Linked DNA regions of Homo sapiens: region 1 is linked to region 2. A link is an interaction called in ENCODE POLR2A ChIA-PET data of the cell type or tissue named here. Cell type or tissue: Panc1. All regions are shown on one strand. Links, peaks and the distances in the headings refer to the core of each region. The heading gives the core; the rest is flanking DNA. Region 1 overlaps THSD7A (thrombospondin type 1 domain containing 7A). Region 2 overlaps THSD7A (thrombospondin type 1 domain containing 7A).

What was found. Peaks named below come from ENCODE experiments on the same cell type or tissue, not always from the same donor. Only the 100,000 strongest peaks of a DNase experiment are listed, where the experiment ranks them.
Region 1: POLR2A ChIA-PET joins it to region 2 with 19 read pairs; 1 of 35 experiments calls an interaction of 5 or more read pairs at or near these places.

The regions. Positions count from the first base shown.
Region 1 is chr7:11,690,452-11,694,867 of GRCh38, reverse strand. The region is part of intron 1 of THSD7A (thrombospondin type 1 domain containing 7A); the gene reads left to right. Among named protein-coding and RNA genes, the nearest start is that of THSD7A, 140 kb to the left of the region's middle. In Panc1, for the core only: no CTCF peak of the experiment used is centred there; no DNase peak of the experiment used is centred there; H3K27ac peaks cover 1,489 bases.
Region 2 is chr7:11,746,594-11,751,009 of GRCh38, reverse strand. The region is part of intron 1 of THSD7A (thrombospondin type 1 domain containing 7A); the gene reads left to right. Among named protein-coding and RNA genes, the nearest start is that of THSD7A, 83 kb to the left of the region's middle. In Panc1, for the core only: CTCF peaks have their summits at 1,704 and 1,915 (motif pointing left); no DNase peak of the experiment used is centred there; H3K27ac peaks cover 4,000 bases.

The DNA.
Region 1 (4,416 bases), core at 260-4,259, 56 kb after region 2:
CCAAATTATATTTTGAACTCCTGCTCTCTTGATAGACATATAAATGAATTTATATTTGTAGGAGATGGAGTATAATATGCTATTACATTTAGGTTAAAAATGTTGGAATAGGAAGCATATTGCATATTTTAATTCAAGTATCATGGCTATATTCAGAATTACATTGTTCATCCAAGAGGTGAACCAGAAACCCAGCTGTCTTTTCTGATTGCTATGAATTGTATTTAACAAACCTTGTGAGCAGTGTAATGAACAATCCTTCAAAATTATAAAGGCTTCACCACTACCTTATATTGATTTGGTGAGATCACAGTCAGCTACTCTCTCTGCAAGGTAGCATCACTTGTTTAAGCACTTTCATTGGTATTCTAACCTGTGTCTGAATAATCTTGGTCATCTGTTTAAGTTGGAAACTCTACAATGGAGATAGAATAGCACTTGGATTTTAGTGGCTGACATGTAACAGGAATAAAAATGAATGGTACTATATCTGAATCATGTTCATTTCCCATAGGAAGTGGTGGTCCCGCAGGCCCAACTGTGGCTTCTGGTGGCCTGGGAAAAACATACAGTTGGGCTACTTTTCACCCTTGCTTCTAATGTATGGAGGCAAACACCAATTATTTGAAATGACATTCCAAAGGAATAACATTGTAAAAAAGTCCAAAATGAAATCACTGATAAACTGGAGTCAAGCTTAGAAGATAGCCAAGAGATGCAACAAAATGAGACTCTGGGAAACAGAAGGTAATAGCAAGTAGTTAAGAGTGACCAAACTCCTTTACTACCTTCATTCATACTTTTATATAGCTGCACATTTTTAAATCTCAAACTGAAAACTTTTCTGACTACCGTTAGAAACCTAATTATTGAGTTGTTGGGAAAAATAGACCAGGAAACAAAATCATTCCTGTGAGTTTTATGAAATAAATTGCTACAAAAATATTTATTGAATTGTCATGGAATAAGTAAAATAGAGATATCCTAATTAGTTGTAAGTATCATATATTATAAAACCTTATTAAAATATTTATGTAATGATAATCATGCTCTAGATCATCGGAACAGCTACCATATGTCATGGTACATGCACCTGCTGCATGCCAGGTCCTGTGCACAAATATTTTCTCATTTGTTCCAGCAGTGACACTATGATTATTGCTAACCTTGATTTCTAGATGAGGAAAACAGAGACTAAAGCTAGTCAGTGGCAAAGGAAGAATCCTAACCTAGAATTATCTGACACGAAGCCCACTACTTTTCTATTATAGTAACAAAACATGATGGTGTCTACTTACGGTTAACCCTAACTTTACTATTCTGACTGGATACCTCAACAACTAACCTAAAACAAAGACTAGATGTTAATCTCACCTCTACCATTTTCTGGCTGATGAACTGAGTAAGTCAGTTAAACTTCCTGAGCTTTATTTTAAATTACAATTTGTAGACAGCGTATGTTATTACTAGTTTTACTACATTATAAGAATTAATCTAGTTACTAATAGATGTATTCTGTGAAGTATAAAATGATATACTTGGTTTTAGAGTACCTTAGATGTGTAAATTTACTAGATTATAATATTCACATATATTGAAGATGACAACATTTCACAGTAATGTGTATGTCCTTTGTTAGAAATGTTTCTTACATGGTAAATTTAAATATACATCTATATAATCAAAATGCAATTCTACTATTTTTTTCCTACTTTAAATTCTCTTTAAGGTGTTTCCTGAAAAGTTTAGGGACAAGTTTATATTCTTGAAAAGTTCATTCATTTCATTCATTTAAGTTTAAGCAGAGGTCAATAACTCTGAGGAATATATTTGTTATTTCAACAGTGTATTCTAAAACAAACAAACAAACAAAAAAACCTTATAGCATGAGATACCCTTTAGTTGCAAGATACAAGTTAGTATCCAGATAAGTGACTTAAATGAAGGCTTAAGGGCCATCTGTGAAGCCATAGACTTGATCATAGAATCTTCTCCTGAAGAATTTCAGCTATTTGGCTTAAATTATTGTTTAAATTATAATTATTATTTTTAGTAAGGTTTTAGACATCTCACAGGACCCTTTACACAGGTCAGTGTTTATATGTAGAATTTTATATTGAAAAATTAATTCCAGAGTTTATAGTTAGCATTAGGAAATCTTGTTGTCTTTTAAACTAATTCACAGCAATTATATTTAAACTAATTTGCAAAGACTACTTGAGGTTACTTGGTGGAAGATTTAGGAAGAAAATAACTGTGAAGGTACAAGCTGAACTCGAGTCCTAACTTCTTCACACCAGAGTAGCTTTGTTCTTATTTGTTGTGTACAATTTGTTGTGTACATTACGCATCTGCCTCATATTTTATTTTAGTTCTCTTTTATTTTTTAAAATTCGGTTGTTAAGACCAAAACAACAGTATTTTAAAATCACCAGCCTGAAATAAAGCTGTCCTATTTTTCAGTGGGAAATGATAGAGAATTGCTCTTGAAGTAATGCACCCTTCCTTTAACTGTAGAGACTGAGGTATCTATTTTATTTACATAAATGATTAGCTTCTTATTTAATGAATCAGAACACTGTAAATGCATGCTTCCATAGGAAGTACGTGAAGCCATTCTGTTAGGACTGTAATTATGCCCAATCCAAATACCTGAATGTTTTCAGGCTGCAAATTTTGTAGACAATATTTCTACTCCCACCTTCTGTATTACTCTCACAGATTTTGGTTGTCATTCTGGACCACTTGTATTGAGCTGGAACCTTTGGATCCATCTCACCCTACACAAGCAGCCTCTCTTACACTAACATGGTGTTTGGCTTGACACTTGTGGCTTTATAACTCACACAGTCTTTATGATTGGAGTTTGTTAATATAGAATTTCCTTTTGTATCTCTGCTTACTAACAGATAGGATGTGATTTTTAAATGTTATTTTTGAATTATTATTTGGTATCTGAATGTTATATATTATTTCCTGAGAATGGTATTTCCTATAATTTATGATATGCCTATCATATCTCCTATGATAGGAGAAACATAAATTTTTCTATTTCAATATCATTTTTATACCAAAAGTTTTACTCATATATGGAGTTTAATAGCTACTAAAGTTGTCTTAATAATTCAATGTAATTAAATAATATGACTGAATAAACATATTTACTCATCCAAAATACAGTACTAACTCTGAATTTTACATAGAATATTATAGATAGAAAATCATAACATTGTAGATGTTATTATGTATAGATATAGATGTTATGGATTATATATAGATATTATAAGATAGAGAATTATAATTTTTGTGTATGACTCTTGTAAAAGGAATTATAGAATATAAAATTTGGAAGAATTTCCAAGGCAAGTATTACCTGATTGGAAGGTAGCCCTCTTTTTTCCAAGTTAACCTCTACTCCCACTTTCTATTAGTTTATACTCTTATTTCATCAAGAAGTCTCCACTAACACCCTGAACCAGGTTAAATATCTCTATTGTACTCTGTTTTGATATCATATACTACTCTTTGATAATACCTATTACAATTGCAACTTGCATGGTAATACCTATTACCATGCACTTTCTTATGAACATTTGAATAATGTCCCTAGTTGACTGTGAGTTCTAGAATGACAAGAGAATCTTTTTGTTCATCATTGTATCCTTAGTATCCTAACACTAGACTTACCAAGTTCAAGAAATAAATGGTTAATAAATTTTAAAAATGCATGAATGTGAGTTATTTCCCTCATTTGGAGTTACCTTAAGACCATGTTTTAAAGGATACAAAAACCTAACATATTATGGACATTTTCATTCTTATGTAAATCATGTTCCTTACTATATTTCTTCCAAAAATATGATGAAAATGTCAGCTGCCTTTTTTAAAAACAGTGAGCAATTGCTTTAAAATTCTGTGACTATACCACCTCAACATTTTTCTTTGAATTTACCATTAACACCTATGTACTTTGGTGAACATTTTAACATTTAGAAAATATCACTTCGAAGAAAACTAAAAATTGTTGAAGGAAGCATGATCCAAATATCCTACCACTTGAACACAATCATATTATTAGCATAAATAAATGTTTAATTTTAGTCTATATAAAAAGATTCTTGTACAGAAATTGACTCAGTTTTCTCAAGGAGGAAATTCGAGAAAGTATGGGTTGTTTTGAGAGTGGCATAATTGCCTTTATGGTGCTAATCTCCCCGCCAAAGGGCTCAAGGTGAATTGAGATAGCTTCCCTGGAGCAAGAGTCCTCCACAAAGCAAGTCTGTCTCAAGCTTACACCTTCCAAAATACCGAGACAACTTTCTTCACTAGAAGAGCTGAGGAGGAAAACACACACAGCAGCCTCAGCACAGGTTTCAAGACAGGAGATAAAATACCAGAGAACCAGTGGAATAAATT
Region 2 (4,416 bases), core at 148-4,147:
ATGCAGACCCGCCTTTGTCATCTAATGATACTTCTTGGACAGGAGGTAGATGGATGCCCTTGTCTTACCCCTTAACTGAAATTTAGGATAGATTAAACTCAGTGACTCTTTGACTCTATTGTCTAGTAATCCCCTGACTTGTTTTTCCACAATTACTCACAATAAGTGTATTACTGTCATTCCTCAGGAGTATCTTTACTATCAGCCCAAAAGGGATGCTAAGCTTGCAAATTTGTCCTTTATTTCTGCCGTTAGACTAGTCTTACTGAGGTCTCTAATGAAGTTGTACAAGTGCCGGATCTTCCTATATGCTGTCTGAGTAGAGACTGGCCATATAAGTTTGAGGCCATCCAGTAGTCCCCGTGCAGACAACCTGCGCCACGTCAGGGGCCTCTGTTTGATAATGGCACCTTACTTGATTGGGGTCCCCATGGTAATCTCGTGTCTGCAAATCAGACTATTGGGTTTGGCAGTCCCTCCAATATTGCCATCACTTGGTCAGAATATGAGCTTTCAGGACCAATGTTACAATTAAAAAAGGGAACAAGCTTTAAGCCCTGCTCATACCTGAATTTGGAGACTAGGACTTCCTTTTTTCGAACGAATTCTTTCACATGATGATTACACTAATAGCAGTGACAACTATACCCTCTGCTTGCACAATAATGTTACTGATACCGTCCTGATTTGTACTACGCACCCCTATATACTTCTGTTTGGGCAAGGTGTTCCTAACATACAGCAGAATCAATCTTTTATAGTATTAATAATAATTAGTAATTAATAATCCTTTTATAGTCTCTTCCAGTCGTTGGTATGCTACATGCTTGTCTCATCGAAATATTATACAGTTAAATATAACCTATGTCATAATCTTAAAATGGCATACAGAATTGTGGCTCCCTGTAAATTTTACCAGGAACTGGGAAGGGATTCCACCCTGCAGTTATTTAGAAAAGCACTGTCTCATACTCAAAAAAAAAAAAAAAAATTCTGGCCACTTTAATTGCCTTTTTAGTCTCAGCTATTATTATATTAACAACTGCCACTACTACAGCTATCTGTTTGACAGAATCTGTTCATACAGCCTCAGTGGTGAACCACATGCTATGCAATGTAACCCATGAATTTCAAGAACAAGTAAACATTGATAAGAGTATTTTGTCTCACCTAGAGGCCCTTGAAGCGCCGTTGAATGGCTAGGAGATCAACCACAGGCATTCATTACTCATCAAAATTTACATTGTGATTGGCAATATAATTCTATCTGTGTTACACCTTTGCCATATGATAGCTCCCGGTATGCTTGGAAGAGAGTGAAAGCATACCTACAAGGGACTTATCACGACCACCTATCTTCTCAAGTTTCCACTCTTGAGTGCAAGTTAAAGAAACAACATGAAGAATGGTCACAGTAATTATAAACAAATACCCTTCAGCAATTACAAGAAGACTTTTAATTGTTAAACCCAAATACTTGGTTGTCTGAGTCAAACATACACATTTGGGTGATGGCCGCTATACTTATTCTTTTTTATATCTGTTTGCTAGACATCTACAAATAGCTCTGTGCTGCCACCCAACACATTTATGACTAGGGAAGAATGATAGAAGCTTACCTTGCATTAGATAACCAACATGCTCTAAGAATTAAGGGGGAGATATGTGGGGGGTGCACAGCAATATATTCAAGCTTATGTACAAGGCATTTGAGGTTGGGGCATGGAAAAATACTGAGGCACTGTGTGCATGTTGTTTGTACATAAGACTGAAACTCCTTGACCCTGAAAACAGGGCAAGGAGCAGAATGTGTGATAAGGAGCACTGAAAACAGCCTCAGGAGAATGTGATCTAAGTGCTTTTAGATTAATAAGCAAGGCCATATGGGCCATATGTGCCTCATGACCGGACCACAAATCGCCACCTGGTGGATGTCTCTTGTTTGTTTGAATTGTAGTTTAAACAAGCTCTCTCAATAATATTTGGTGGACGGATCTTGGGGTGACACTCTCTCAGAGGAGCTGCTCCCCTCCCCGCTCAGCTGGAATTGTCTGTATACTTCATTCCCGGTGTTCGCTGCAGCTATAAACTGCAAAAAATCTTATGATCAATAAATATATCACATTAACAAAGTATTATGATTTATTTTACTATAACAACGTGCGACTCCAAAGAGACTTTTTAAAATAATTTATAAGTTTGTATTGTTATTCGTATATCACTATTGCCCTATTTCATTTTATAAGAAAATATTTTTAAAAGTAAAAGATTTATATTTTAGTACCTTTAATAGCACGTCTTGGTTTCTGAAAAAGAAGTCCTGTGAATTATGAGGTTGACTCTGATGATAGTTTGTACATAGTTTGGAAGTTTATAGCTTTAATAATCTTGTACACCATTTATGTGACTTTTCATGATGTCTCTTGACTTTGTTCTGAGGGTATTTTAGGGGAAGGGTGAATAAGGTTTAAATTACCGAAATATTGAGAATATATACATGTATCTTTAAAATATTCCATTATTTAAATACTAACAATTTTTGTGACAAATACTTTTTAGACTGCTTTAATACTTTTCCCTAAGAAGAGTTTTCAAGAACAAACTTTGATAATCGGGGAATGGTTTTATCTCCAATCGCCTACTAATTATTTTCATGAGTAAGTTTGAGTCACCTTCTTTATTTACAACAAACCTCATCTCACTCTCCTGTTACCCAAGCTTTGCCCAAAGAGAAACCTGTTTGTTACTATTCAAATTTAATCATGTCAGTAACTCCATCATTTTTGCCTTCTGAAACAATTTTCCAAATGACCCACCCATCTCCATTCCTGTTGTGATACTCAGGCCCTCACACATTCTCTCCTGCAGTTGCATTGTATCTGGCCTCTTTGTCTTGACACTGTGCTGGGCTGCTCTTTAAAAATACAAGAAATATTATATAACTTCCCTATTTAGAATTCCTTAGTCTTTAGGTTAAAGTAGAAATTCATCAACGTGGCATAAACACTTTCTCTTCCTCACTGCTCTCTTCTCCTGCCTTCTTATCAGCAACCTGCATACACATTCTGTCATGCAAAAATTGTTTCCATTTCCCTGAAAGTGGCCTATTATGTTAATATCATTGTGCCTTTTTATACACTTTGATCTCTGCCAAGAATCTCTACTTGTCCATTGTCCTTTCGGTAAATGTACTCCTTAAGGCTCAAAGTAAATATTACTTCCTCTGAGACTTTATCCATGGCCTTCCAAAGAAATTAAACTCTCCAGGTTTTGAGCCACACAAACACCCCTTTTCCATCCCTACAGCAGCACATATGCACTGTCAATTTATTGTTGATTCAGCCATATGTCTTTCTATCCATGCTAGATAGTCATTTTTTTACAGGTAGAGACTGTCTTTTCTATATCCATTTATAAGCATCCAACACAGAGCTTGACGTGTACTGTACTAGACATAAAAGTTATGGTATAAAAGAATAAATGAATAAAACATTAGAAACTAAATTAAGAAAACTAAATTACATTCCAATAACAAGTATAATTAGTACCAACTTTAAAATTTGATTGAATTTTTCTGTATTTTGGTATTCTCAAATTCACTTTATTTTCAATTTAAACTCACTCAACGGAGAGGAATTTTAATTCGTAGAATTGTAAGTAAACTCACCTAGGCTTAGAGAAGCAGGCCAAGTGCACCTCTTTGTTCTCATCCATAGGGCTACTTCACAGGGCATCTTTGAAGGAAGAACCATGAATAAAAGTGATTGTAAGAAATGCTAAAGATACAAAGCATTATAAAAATATTTAACAGGTTTAATGTGACTTTCTCATTACAAATAATCATGTCTCCTAATAGTATTTAAATTCTCACTTTTAAGTGCAACCTCTTTTCATTAAAATATGAAAGCTAGTAATTTCCAAAGGTGAAAATACATGTCTTTTCTATTATAGAAAGCTAAAGAGGTCGGTAATTGATGAGACTATCAAAATAACTTTTATTCCATATTACTTTGTAATGTGGATATGCTCACATGTGAGTGAATGATATCCACTTCAGGGTAAAAGTCATGGGATAGTGGTTCTATTGTCAATATTATCTTTCAAAAAATGAGAGAAAGGACCAATCTTCCTTATAGAAGATTTAAAATAATCTTTTAGATACTCCTCCCCCTCCAGGAGGTACAGTTTAACGCACCCTCTAGAGTATAAACTGTATTTAATGACTCACTTCCAAATAAGGGAGTATGGAAAGAGGAAATAATAACTTTATAGTGGAATATCCTGGCAAATATTACCTCTACCAGATGATTAAGGTTAAGATCACTAGTAGTGTCATGTTAATCTAATATACTCTGTATATGGTGATGAGAAGACCACTCCATCTCTGGGGTACCTGTTCACAAAACCAGTAACCAC